2 separate regions of the Mus musculus genome follow, and region 2 is linked to region 1. The links are chromatin contacts, found by Hi-C or POLR2A ChIA-PET in ENCODE. All regions are on one chromosome and are shown on one strand. The core of a region is the stretch at or near the end of the contact, and the rest is flanking DNA. Distances in the headings are between cores, read along the strand shown.

Region 1 (6,883 bases), core at 1,290-3,789:
TAGCTTTCCCAGACATCTTACTGTGCTGCTAAGAGTCTATTCCGTAATTATCACATAATAGAAAGAGCCTCAACTGTACACAACCACAGAAGTAAAATTTCCAAAGAGCCAAACCAGATGCTGAAAGTTGGCTGTGTGCTCGGGAGAATTCCAGCGTCTTCCCTCAGAGCATATCCCCTAACAAGTTGATTCACCGGGGTCCCCCAGCCTACAGGCTCCAAGAGCCAGCGCTTTACATAATGGGTTTCTCTAATACTCCCCAAGCCTTGCTCATCTCACTGTATTTAAAAATACTGGTCTCATTTTGAAAACAGGCTGTAGCAATGATTTTACAGCAACTTCCTGGAGAGAGAGAGAGAGGAGCCCAGGATTGAACCCAGGCTCCTGTGTTCGAGGCAAGCTCTCGACCATGGTGCTATCTCCTTTAGCAACGCTTCCAGCAGAAACAATTTCCAAGCACACACACACACACACACACACCAATCCACCTACCTGCTTAAAGTCATTTATGGAGCTCTTGTCAAGACTGCCTTGCCAGACACACAATTTAGATAATTTTGATTTCTCCTATCCTCATAGCTTCCCCTAGGGACACACACAGATACATCCCACCCCCAAACAACCCCCCACACCCCCAGACACCCCCCCCCACATACACACAAAATGGGCCCTGAATTTCCAACTGTGTATTATGGCACAATCTCAAAGGTAACTTAAAAGGCTTTCAAGTTTAGCCTCACAAAACACGGAGCACCCGACTGCTGAGCAGAGGCCCTTTACCAAGAGGCCAGCTTTCTGGGGTAGGAACTACATCCCTAACTATGATTGCTACCTAATTCTGTCATCTGGACAAAGAATTTCTGCTCAAAGCCGTCTTCTCACCTATAAAACAGGGCGGACCAGTACTACCTCCAAGTGCTAAAAGGATTAAATGTAACACTCCCGGGTTGCACCTAACTCATTGTAAACGCTCAGCTAAAAATCCGATAGAGCAGTGAACAGGTCAGACTGGATCCTGGGTCACTATTCGCTATTACATGTTTTTATACTTAGTTTGCCTTGCCCTAGCACGGCACCTCCTTCAAAGACTCCCCCCACCCCATGATAGACTGCATTTAAGGCTTGTTGGCCTTTTTTGTCCTTTGTGCACTTTTAAAAGGTCCTATATTCCGTTCTCTTCTAAGTAGACTCAGCTCAAAGACCTTTCTCTAGAAGTTCCTTCGGGATTTGGGTTTAACACTTAGAAGCTTTCAAATCAACCTTTAAAATAAATAAATAAAAAGCAAAAGCGGTTTAAAGATCCTAACTTTCAAGCACGCGGCTATCTGTTAACCACCACTGAGTGTACGCTGTCATACTTATCATAACTTCAGGGGCTAGCAATAAGGAAGCCATTAGATCCCATCTCCAGTTTTATGCTTGGTGCTTCCCTGGACGCGGCTACAGAAGCAGAACTCAGAACGCTAACTTTTTTTCCTCTATCAGTTCATTTTAGGCGTGGCAGCGCTACAAGATTTCCCCCAGCTACCAAGTGACTGAACTATCCAGAGCAGGATGAAAACGGAATCATTTTAAAACCGAATAGAACTGAAGTGAAATAAAATAGGCTCTCCCAGAGATTACTCCAAAGGTCCCTATCCGTCCAAAGCAGGGCGAAGGGTCGGGTAAAATCACACGCCGCTCCTTCCCAGATGTCAAGTCACACCGCAGAACAGCCTTGAGAAACCAGAAGAGCGAGAGATGGCCGGGCTGAAAAGGGCAACTTCGCCCCGTTCCTGGCCTATCTTGTCCCTTCTGGCGTCATTCCACATCTCTCGCTGGCCATCTTTCGGTCGTCAGAAAAACTTTAAAAGCGGAGTCCGCTTTGCAAAAGGAGGTATCTACGTAATGAAGCCAACAGCTTGCGACCTAATGGGAGGTCTAAAAGGCAGGCTGGCGAACCCCGGAGGCCGATCTCCAGCTCCGGGCGTGGGGGTTGCCGGTGACCCGCAGGCCCGGGCGGTGCAGGGGGGTGCGGGATGAAGCCCGGTCGCCAGCCTTTGTCCCCGCGCTTACCTCGTCCTCCTGCTCGCTGCGGAAGCACAGGCAGGCCGCCCTCTTCTTGAAGCCCTCGCGGTCGTACGTCCGCGTCTGGTTGGGCTTGAACTTCATCCTAGAGCCGGGCTCCTGCAGCCGCTGCTCCGGCCGCCACCGTGGGGACCCGGCCGCCGCCACCCCGCCGGGGAGTCGGGCCGAAGGAAGTCGCGATGCTCGGGCGCCGGTGGGACGGGCGGCGGCGGCGGCACGGACACGGACGGCGAGGCCGGGCGGCCGCCGGGACGCGGGGCGGAACGCGGGTCACTGCAGTCCGGGCGCAGCGGTGGAAGCGCCGCCTCTGCTCCGGCGCCCGCCGCTCTCCATGGAGCCCGCCGCCGCTCGCAGCCACTCCTTGCTTGCACCCGCCGCCGCCGCCGCCGCCGGGGGAAGAGCGCGGCTCGTGGCTCGTGCCACGCGGAGACAGTTGGAAGCGACGGTGCAGACCGGGCAGAGACGCCGAGGATGCGCGCCGCCCCCTTCGCCCGCATTTAAGCGGGGCTCCCGCGCGCGCGCGCCGGCGCGCTCCCTCCTTTGGGCGCGCCAGTGCGCCTGCGCGCCAGGACCGTTGCCGGGCGGGGGTAGGGTGGGGAGCTGGGGGCGCGGCTTCGACCAGCCGGGGGGCGGGGCTCGAGGCCTAAGTCTAGGGCTCCGCCAGCTCTGCCCTGCCCGCGGGCGAGTGCTCCAGAGGCCTTTTTTTTTTGGGGGGGGGGGTGCGCTTTGTACAAGGCCAGGGAAGGGAAGCGAGCAGAGACCTCCTCGTTCTCCGTTTTAGAGGTCCGATAGAGTTCCCTTTAGGGACGGACCCCAGTACTGGGTCCTGGAGCCAAGGTCCCCGGAGCCATGGCAGGACTACTGAAGCATCGCGGTTAGCATTGCTTGTGAAGGCTAGGAAGGTTAAATTCATTGAGTTCTCTCTCTCCTCTCCCCTTCCTTCTCCCTCTCCCCACTTCCTCTGTTTCGATGAGAGTGCTTTTATGTGCTCTTGAAGAGTCAGCTGAGGCTTTGAAGTGGACTATAGCCAGTTGTCTGTGTTGTGGCATCCCCACCTCCGCTGACCCTCCAGAGTGCATTCATGAACACTGGTTATGGCTGTTATTCTGTGTGTATCTCATTCTAAGTAAGGCCATAGCAGTAAATCAGTGGGATGTTTGTTGTCTGGAAGCTTACAGTTTTAGGCACTTGGAACAACTCCCAATATTTCAGTGCTATTGAAGAGCCAAGATAGAAAGTAGGAGACCGGTGGGCAGTGGTGGTGCACGCCTTTAATCCCAGCACTTGGGAGCCAGAGGCAGGCAGATTTCTGAGTTCAAGGCCAACCTGGTCTACAGAGTGAGTTCCAGGACAGCCAGGGCTATACAGAGGAAACTCTGTCTCGAAAACCTAAAACCATAAACCAAAAAAAAAAAAAAAAAAAAGAAAGAAAGAAAGAAAGAAAGAAAGAAAGAAAGAAAAGAAAGAAAAAGAAAAAAAGTAGGAGACCTGACATCACTGGAATTCAAGAAAACCCCTAATCCAAATCAGGTGTGGAATCCCAGGTATGTGATCCCAGCACTTGAGAGCCCAAAACAGAAGGATTCGGAATTCAAGGCCATTCCCTGCCATTTAGAACTGGTGAGACTAGACTGGTCTACATGAGACCCTATTTCAAAACCCGAACTCCTAACCTACAGGAGCTTCACTTCCCACAGAACTGTTTAGACAGCCACATCCGTTTTGTTTTTCATTCCTGGAAGGCCTCCGGTGTGCCAGGCTCTGGCATCTTACAAAACCGGTCAGACCCTGCCCCTCCAGTCGAATAAGAACCTAAGAACAGAGAATTAGTGACCAATCACGGGGCGGAATATTAAATTGATTTGGGAGTAGTGGGTCTCGCAGATCTTTGACCAGAGGGGAAAGAAGCAAGCATCGAAGGCAGCTAAGGCAGCAAGGGGAGGAGGGGCTGAGAAGACAAAAGAGTCAAATTCTCAGGAGCCTAGAACTGGAGTTTATGCAAAGGTCAGGGAGGGGGCAGAGCTCTTAGAAATGAAAGAAGCCAATGTGGCTGTAGAAAGGACCGGAAGCTGATACCGCAAGCAGGGTTGTAAGGCTTCACTGAGACGCATGGTGAGCACTCTTTGGTGCCTGCCTTTCCCCGGAGCCTAGCAGATGCAAGTTTGGAGAGTGAGTTCATGTTGAATAGATGGTTTAAGGAATGAAGCTTCACCACAATTAGAAATCAAGTCTGTACAGAGACATTTTTCCAAGCTGTTCTTACTGAAGCCACTTGAAGTTCAGGATTTACAAACACATTTATTAATCTAGGGATTCCAGTAGGACTGATACCAGGTGCTACTTTTAGATGAGTGCTGTTGATAAAGTGGCCTTTTTATTGTGTTTTATTTGGAGCTAGGGTCTCATGTAGCCCAGGCTGGCCCAGAATTCCTGATCCTATCCTTCAAATGCTGGACTGCAGGAATGTTCCCACATGTCTGGCTTTACGGTAATCCTTTTGAATGGATGAAGAAGAGTCAAGTTCTGCCTGCACAAATTCTTCAATGATCTGGCTTCTAGACGTGGGTGCCCAATAAATTATCGGCTGAACCATATAGTGATTTACTTGTCTCATTTTTTTAATATTTATTTTATGTGTATAGATTTTTGCTTACATGTTTGCATACATACCTGCACCATACATGTGCCTAGTGTCCTTGGAGGACAGACAAGGACATCAGATACTCCTGAAACTGGAGTTAAGAATGGTTGTCAGCCACTGTGTGACTGCTAGGATCTGAAACTGGGGTCTCCTGAAAGAGTTGCAGGTGCTCCTAACCACTGAGCCATCTCTCCATCCCCTTTCTCGTTTATTGGTTCCAGAAGATGTAGCGTGGGCTAGAATTAAGGAAAGGGAAAAGGAAAGATGTTTGGAACCAAGTTGTTGAAGGGAAAAAGCCAGGCAGAGATTTGGTGAATGTAAGCAGGGGACACCGTTTTTTCAGCTTCCAGGCACTGAAAAGAAATATATATATTGGCTTCAGCTCCTACAAGTACCAACGAGTACATGTTTGGGTGTCTGCGCCTAAGCGGTTCCCAGCTCTCAAATGGGTAGACTGATTTGTTACATTCTTGCACAAAGCTGGGAGACTGAAAGTGCTTTGAAGTTGTGAAGAATCTGAAGAAACAAGCTATCAACAAAGCACTTTTTGTTTGCTTTTGTTGTCTTTCAAGATAGGGTTTCTCTCTGCAGCCCTGGCTGTCCTGGAATTCACTCTGTAGACTGAGTTGACCTCAGACACAGAGATCTGCCTGCCTCTGTCTCCTAAGTGCTTGCGCCACCACCGCCCAGCTCAATAAGGATTATAATTGTTGCTTCAAGAAGGAGTCTTTCTTGGGACTCAGGCTGACCTTGAACTCTCTGGCTTCTGGCTCAGTCTCCCTGGCGTTACAGGCCAGTAGTTTAGGTTTTACTGCAGGGAAATTCTTATCAGAGAACTCTCTGAGTTCCCTCTACCTTCCCCTACTCAAAGGCTAGAAGAGTATTCAAGAGATATTTGCAGAAGACAAGTTTAACATGGGATGGAGGGGGTTAAATATTGTAATGTTATTTAAACTGGAGACTCTGTTGTTGTTGTTTATCTGTGTAACAGAGCCCTGGCTGTCCTGGACTGGATTTGTAGACCAGGCTGGCTTTGAACTCACAGAAATCCACCTGCTTCTGCCTCCCAAGTACTGGGATTAAAGGCATGCGCCACCACACACGGCTAAATTGAAGACTCTGAGTAGTATAAATCGCCTCCTCCTTCCACACTCATGCATTCTTATTTATTTACTTGCAATTGTTTGTGAGAGGCCCAACAAAAAAAGGAAGCTCGTCTGACTAAGATGGGGCTAAAGGCCAGCCACAAAGCCAGGTCTTCATGTGCCCTTGTCCATTCTTGGGAATCAGGGAAGCTCAAATCTCCTAGTTTAGTACTGTTTAACGAGTATTACTGCATCTGAAATGAGCTTAGGCACTGTTCAAAGCTTAGATCCTATCCACTCGGATCAAGGTTGAGATAGAAAGGCTGTTTTGCCGCTGCAGAACCAGTAAGGGCTGAGCTATACCGGTCAGTTCCCTAGGGGACCGGAGTCTAGTTTCAGATTAATGTCTGTTTAGTTCATTGACCACACAGTATTGTGTTACTTGGAATTTAGCACCCACAGTGCCATTTCATACCTTATTTCCATTTTTTTTTTCTGAGCCTTCAGAGAAGGAAATGGTTTAACATGGGCTATATACCACTCCTCCACCCTTCCCCACCCCCACCCCCCAACCCCCCAACCCTGAGGCTTTGAACAAAGTAGCAGAGAGAGACTCCTCAGAGTGTGACACCCTTGGCACAGAAGAGTCTGCCTTGTCCTGGATCCCAGTGTTGCTTCGAACTGAATTCTTTCTCTGGATGCAACTGTGATCATGAAATGCGTTCTTTCCGTGCCTTTTTACTGATGACGGAAGCTCTTCGTTCTGGTGTGAGCCAGTGCTGACTTGGTTGCATGATCTCATTTGATGATCCCAGCTGCAGCACTCTGGGACAGCTGTTGAGGCTTTTGTTATTTCTGTTATGCTTTTGTTTGCTCCATCCCGGTAAATCCCAAGCCTGCCTCAAACTCACCCCATCCCTAGGCCTACCTGGACCACTTCCTCCTGTCTCAGCCTCAGGAGTTCTGGGATTACAGGCCTGTTCTACCACACCTGGCTGGTTTTTATTCCCATTTTACAGACTGTGGGATCCTGGGCAGTTCTCTGCAGTGCTTGCCTGGTTTCTGTGAGCACGTCCTGGCGTTTCTCTTA
Region 2 (6,883 bases), core at 1,366-3,865, 47 kb after region 1:
CACGGGTCTTCTGATGCTGCCCCGTCTCCCTTCCCCTGGTCCTGGGTTCCCTCTTCCTGGTCATCTGGACCAAGGTCAGAATAGTTGGGAACTTAGATCCTTGGGAACAATGGGACTCACTTCGCTATGGGAGGTGGGAGGCTGAAAGACTGTCCTTTTTCCTTAAGGGAACCAAAGCCTATGCAAAGTCGCTGAGCATTCAGGCAAGCCTGCAGGCTGTGAAGGCAAAGTAGCCCACAACGAAGAGGGGAGAGCTGATGAGGGGACCTGGAAAAAGGTGTGGCTGAATGGGTGGCTTCAGAGGGAATGTATCCTCTCTCACCTCTGGGAAGAAGTGGGAAGGAGGTGCCTTTAGAAATTTCTTTTAAGGACTGGGAGAGAGATTCTCTCTAGTCTCTGGAATCCTTGCCTTGTGCATGGCAATGTCTCTATGTCTTCCCACTGTGTTTGTCTCTGTATCCAGATTTTTCCTTGTTCCATTCCCTTAGATTAGGCCAACAATAATCACGTCATTTTAGCTTGATTATTTACAAGAGGCCCCTCTTTTTCCTCTTTTTTTTATGTATACATATGTATGTATATGTATGAGTGTATGTATGTATGTATGTATGTATGTATGTATGTATGTATGTATGTATGCATAGACAGGGTCTCCCTATATAGACCAATGCTGGCCTCCAACTTGTAGCAATCCTCCTGCCTCAGTCTTCTGAATGCTAGAATAACAGATGTATAAGACAATGGATACCACATCTAAATAAAGTCACACAGTCCTGGAATTTCAGAGAGTCATGTTTCAAATTCTAGGAGAGAGACAGGGAAGAAAACAGAAGAGAGAGAGAGAGAGAGAGAGAGAGAGAGAGAGAGAGAGAGAGAGAGAGAGAGTTGCAGAACTGGCGACTTTCTCAAACATCTGATCCACAGCATATGATAGCATATGGGTTTTTATAGGGTCTCTCCAACTTAGGGAGGCTCAGCTCTGCCAGATGCCTATAATAAAACACCCCCCCCCCCAAATCCTCTGGAAGTGGCTGAGACATTTGGGGAGCAGGTTTATTTCTGGCAGAGAAGAGCAGCAGTAGCAGCAGCAACAAAGATGTCAGAGCCGGGGCAAATCAACAGGGGTGACTTTGCGACTTGGGAAGAATGCTGGTTCCTACTGGGCCACATGTCCTGTCTCTAGCACCACATGTATACCCTTGCCTAGCCTCTTTGGGCTTCATTGTCCTCATCTGCAGAATGGGGTTGCTGAGGAGAAAGTCAAAGGGCATTTATGATAATTCTGTGAGAAGAGTAATGGAAAGCAGCTACCTCCTCTCAGAGAAGACTTCAACAAGTCAGTTCCCTCTGCCCCCTTCCTGAGGATGGGCCCTCCCGAGAGGTTTCTGCCCAATAGGACAGTTGTTTTCATTTCAATGTTAGACTGAAAATTCTGTTTATGAGGCAGTGCTAGCAGGCATCTAAATGCCATGTGGTTGGTGAGACTCTCTTCTTGGGCAAGAATGAAATGTGGCCAGAACATTGGCTCTAGCGTTAGGAGAAGAGACTTGGGAGTCAGTTGACTTGGGAGGGATGATACAGGGCCTTTCCTAGGTAATTATGGTTTGCAGATGGAGTTTTTGAATCACCCGATGCACAGTAGTCATGCCCTGTTTATACTTTCTGCTTTATTCTCTTTGAGACAGGGTCTCTCCCTGGACCTGAGATTAGGTAGGTATGCTGCCAGCAAGCTCCAGCAGTCCTCCTGTCTCCACTTCCCCTGCAGCAATAGAGTTAAAAGCACACACGACCACACTTGGCTTCTGACGTGGGCACTGGAGAGTCGCACTCAGGTCCTCATGGTTTTGAACTAGAGATGGTAGGGTGGGAGGATCAGGAGTTCGCAGACATCTCTGGCTACAGAGTAACTTCAAAGCCAGCCTGGGATGCTTGAGACCTTGTCGCAAAAAGGACAGTAGGGGATTGGGGAGATATCTCAACCAGTAAAATTCTTCCTGCACAAGCATGAGAGATAGAATCTAATTCTCAGAAGCTATGTTAAAGAAGAAAGCAGGCACATGCTTTCGATAGCAGCCCCGAGGAGGCTGAGAACAGATGGTTGCCAGGGACTCATCGGCCAGCCAGTCTAGTGTCACTGGCAAATCCCAGGACAGTGGGAAAGCCTGCCTTAAAAAAGCAAGCTGAGGAAGGACAGAGCGGGAAAGAGGAAGGTTGTACTCTGACCTTCTGACCTCTGACCGGGGACGGGGGACGGGGGGGGGGGGGGCGGCGGCGGTGGAACCCCTGCATCTGTGTAAATTTCACACGATACTAGAAAAAGACAAAATGGGATAGAGAAAAAAAATGTATATGATTCAGCAAGAGCTCAAACAGCAGAATGACTGGAGTTCTGGAGTCATTCGCAAGCCTGGTGTGGCTCTTTCCCAGGAAGAGAAGCCCAGTGCTCTTCTAACTGGATATCTTTACATCATTTTTCACTCCAGTCGCAAGAATTTTCCTCTCTGGAGAGCTGTGCCCTAAATAACCGCCACTGCCACGCTCCTCTGCCATACATGCTCCTGAGAACCCAAATGCCAGCCCCAAGTAGAAACGCAGCTTTCATACCCCATTCATGTCCCCTGCATGCCCTCAGCCTGCCTCCCCGGAGGGTCACGTTCCAGTTCATAAATAGCATCAAAGACAAGTCACTTGGGGCTAAAGCAGTCTTGGAAGTCGAAGGCGAGGACCTCAGAGCAATGACTAACGTGGCAGCCAGGGCTCTCTTTGTCTCTTGTTAACAGGGTCTGAATAGCCTTCCAGCCTCCCAGTTCTACCTCTGGACAGAAAAAGAGGGAGGGGCAGAGAAAGTTCTGGACTGCCGTATGCCTCCTGCACTTTCCCTTACAAGTCACCGAGTCCAATCAGAAATTGCTTGGCAAGTCGGAAGCTCTTGCCCATGTGAGGTGCTGGCTGTGGCGAGAGTTTGAAGAAATGTCTCAATAGCTCATGAGTTAGAGGGACCTCAGGTCAAGTTCTGTCTTAGATTCCAGAGAGCCATGCGCTGCTGGAATGTGCTGGCCTATGATCTGGGTTTTGGGCCCTTTGCTTGATAATTATATGTGTGTGTGTATGTGTGTGTTCAGCTCTGAGGAGGTCACAGAATGGAGGTCTCTAGGTCCTATGTTGCTTGAAAGCATCTATTTCTTCTGCTCAAAAGCATGTATTTTTTACAAAACTTTAGTTAGTGCTCATTATTTTATTTGTTCAGTTTGAGACAGGGTCTCTTGTAGCCCAGGCTAGCCTTAAATTCATTCTGTAGCTAAGGATGACTTTGAACTCCTCATTTTCCTGCCTTAAAGTGAACTGGGTAACCTAGGGATTTTGGTTCACGTTTGTAACCTCAGCACTCACGGCATAGACACAGGAGGATCTTGGATTGAGGTAAGCTTGGGCTGCCCCCAAACGAAACAAAGCAACACAAAACAATTCAATGAAAATCTATTGAAAATTTCAGCTGTCAACCATACACACACATTTTATGTGTTTGTTGGTTGGTTTGCTTACTTGGAGTCATGTTTTCACTATGTAGCCCTGGTTGACCTGTGTCTTCCTCTGGAATCTAATATTGCTCTAACATTTGTGAATCATTGTTTCTAGTGCTAGACTTTTAGGGCTGTCTTCAGGATTTCCCATGCACTGGGGGGAAAAGACAAAAGAATTTCATTTACTATTATGCTAGGGATGTAGGAATATAAAGAATTGCAAACCTCGAGGGTCATATAGTGCACTTTCCTGCCCTCTCTCTTTGAGGAGGATGAAGGAATGAAACATTATACAAAGTTATGTACAAAGCTGTGTTTCCCCAGCCTTTGCCTTTCCATGGAAGACTCCTTCCATATTTGTCCTCATGAAGGCTGTATTGGGCAAGGCTGACAGAGCCCATCAGGAGTTGTGGGAAACAGGTTTACAGAGTTTAACACTCCTGGCGAATATGGCATAGTTATAGGCCCCAAGTTACACCATGTCCAGATGTCGTTTTTTTAGACGGCACCTGCTTAAGCTGACCTTGGAGCTATATTAAGAGTCTTGTTTCTTTACATTCAAAAGCATCCCGGGTACCATCTGATAGCTGAACATTTGGGTTCAGAGCTGGAAATGAGAAGGCACGATGCTTCAGAAGGCTGTAGTACTTAGTCTCAGAGTCTCTTAAGACTCCTAGAGAGTTCCAGAATCCTCTTTAATATGTCAGGGAAGAAATTACCAAAAAGGCATCATTTAAAAAAGACATTTTAGAATTTTTTGGGGGTATTTTTTCTCAAAGTATCCTGTCTAGGAATGATGATAAGCAATACTGATTCAATTCATTCATTTTTAATTTTTTTCTTCTATTTAATACTTAACAATTGCTGGGCAGTGGTGGCACACACCTTTAATCCCAGCACTTGGGAGGCAGAGGCAGGTGAATTTCTGAGTTCAAGGCCACCCTGGTCTACAGAGTGAGTTCCAGGACAGTCAGGGCTACACAGAGACACCCTGTCTTGAAAAAAACAAAACAAAACAAACAATTAAACTACTTAACAATTATTGGTCATATGTCAGATTTTGTCCTAGGAAAGACAGTTGTGTTAGCACATAGATAGGAGACAAGGCACTCAGAAAGTGACTCTCTTGGGGTATAAATGGGCTTGAAGGCAAAGCTGAGATCTCTGACATATTAAAGAGGATTCTGAAATTCTCTAGTAGACATAAGATGAGCATGTCCTGGCTAGGTGGAGAAGGGGATGAGAATGGGGGCCTTGTGGACAGAAGGGATGAAGGCGGGGGATGCTGATGGCAGGGAAACGTTCTGTTTCATCAGAGCACTGAATACCGGTGGGCAGAGGGCGGGGTGAGGCCGGAGGAAGATACATATGGTGGATGCAGTGGATGATGTTCCCTCGAAGGACAGGATAAGTACTCACAAAAGCCTCAGTACAAATTTCACCTCTCCAGAGAGTGGTGTCCCTTTTGTCCTAGTGCGAAACGAACTTGTCTAGCTCGTTGACGTGTGTTACTCTTCGCACTTTTTTGCAACCTGGATCTTTGAAACGATGGTAAGAATATGTTCTTATGACTTCATGTCAGATGCGTGGTGTCACGGTCTCTTGTCTGTCCTTATGCCACAAGTGCTTTGAGCCAAGTGTCCGGGACACTCATGAACCGGTGAGTCATGGAGAGGTATACCTGACAGACTGGGGGAACTATGTCTCTCCAGCCCAGACCTTCTTGTCAGTCAAGTTAGATGAGGCTGCATAGGAAGATTATCTGTAAGGTCATCACTCACTGTCAAGAAAAGTTCAAGAAAGAGGCCATCAGCGTCCATATTAAGAATGGAGCAGAGCTGGTCTTTCCCCTTGAAGGCTCGCCTCTCAGGAGGGTGGGCCCTGTCCCTTGCCTGGGCAGCACAGTAGAGCTAGCTCTGATGGCACAGGTGCAGGGAGCCAGTTCTAAGGCTGTGAGAGCAGGAGAGCTGGTCTAGCCCCTCACCAACTGCAGCATTCTGGAACTTGCCTCCCTCCAACACACCTCCACTGCACAGAACAGTAGAGTTGGCCCTGCTGGCATGGGTGCCAGTGAACCACCCAAGGCCAAGAGAGTGGGAGAACTGCCCCTGACTCTTGCTGGCTGCAGCATTGAGTGGGCTACCTGGGGCAGTGCTGGAGAGCTCACCCTGGTTGTACGGGTGCGGGAGAGCCCTTGGGCTAACCAACTCACCTACCACCCAGGCCCAGGTCCAGGGCTTTGAGTTGACCCATCCCAAATTCTACCTTACCTGTGAACTGCTGGAGTGTGTAAAAGGGCCAGTCCTACAGATCCAATGTATCTACTGTTAATTACACCTAGATAGTAAAAGTAAAATAAAGTTTGTTTGAGAGGTCCTGGGATCTGTACAGGGAAAGAACATTGTATCTTATTCAGAGATCAGAGGGAATTTTACAGAAATTTAATCTTTTTCTTGTCCTTTTTGGGTGAGGAGAGGGAGAGATTAAGCCAGAACCTCCCTCTGTAGCCCATGCTGGCCTTGAACTTGCTCCCCAGCCTTTGGAGTCCTAGGATTACAGTAAACCATAGTGCCCAGTTGAACTCCCTGTGTTCTGCTGGAGCTGAGTCCCGGTGGGTGAGTTTCAGGAGTCCATCTGCCTCAGGCAGAGAGGAAGGCAGTGAGGGGCTGGACCAGCTCTCCCGCTCTCACAGCCTTAGAACTGGCTCCTGGCGCCTGTGCCATCAGAGCTAGCTCTACTGTGCTGCCCAGTACAGTACACCTCTGAGGCCAGCCTGGGCCACACAAGATTCCATTTAGATAACGAGGGAGGGAGATGGCTTCATTGTCAAAGCTCTTGCTGTGTACGTATGAGATTTCAAATTTAATGCCTGGATCTCATGGAGGAAGGAGAAAAATTTCCAGAGTCTTCTGACCTCAGTGAGTGCCATGGCTTGGCATGCTTGAACTCAAGCCTGTACATCACACACACACACACACACACACACACACACACACACACACACACACACACACACACACGCAGATACACACACACACACACACACACACACACACACAGATACACACACACACACACGCAGATACACACACACACACACACACACACGCAGATACACACACACACACACATACGCAGATACACACACGCACACGTAGACACACACACGTAGACACAATAATAATTATTATAAAATAATAACAAAAGACCTAAAAAGGATACTACCTAAAGTGTGTGTGGGGGTGGGGGGCGGTGAGTACCTACAGGGTTGGACGGGCAGGGCATTTTGATTAGGGAACTGAAAAAAAAAAGAAAAGAAATGGGGACTTCTGTATTTTTGGGGGGGGGGGCTTGGGGGAACC

What was found. A loop is a pair of places that touch in the nucleus more often than their neighbours do. ChIA-PET counts read pairs that join two places held with the same protein, here RNA polymerase II (POLR2A).
Region 2: a loop to region 1 is called in a map of left cerebral cortex, with 3 times the contacts of the local background. The contact joins the enhancer-like site here to the promoter of Nudt4 in region 1. A Hi-C loop is called at or near these places in 11 of 37 maps with a recorded cell type or tissue (gastrocnemius, heart, left cerebral cortex and 1 more). POLR2A ChIA-PET finds 5 or more read pairs at or near these places in 5 of 5 experiments (Patski and embryonic stem cell).

What each region holds. Positions count from the first base shown.
Region 1 is chr10:95,561,607-95,568,489 of GRCm38, forward strand. It overlaps Nudt4 (nudix (nucleoside diphosphate linked moiety X)-type motif 4), which reads right to left and starts at 2,540. Exons shown (of 5, transcript NM_027722.5): 1 at 2,056-2,540. The coding sequence starts at 2,151.
Region 2 is chr10:95,608,741-95,615,623 of GRCm38, forward strand. No RefSeq gene overlaps it. Among named protein-coding and RNA genes, the nearest start is that of Gm33336, 20 kb to the right of the region's middle. Within about 2 kb of position 2,616, at least 2 of the 3 ENCODE cell types and tissues checked have a DNase peak (open chromatin) inside an H3K27ac peak, as active enhancers do; they include heart and left cerebral cortex, where a contact is called at or near this core.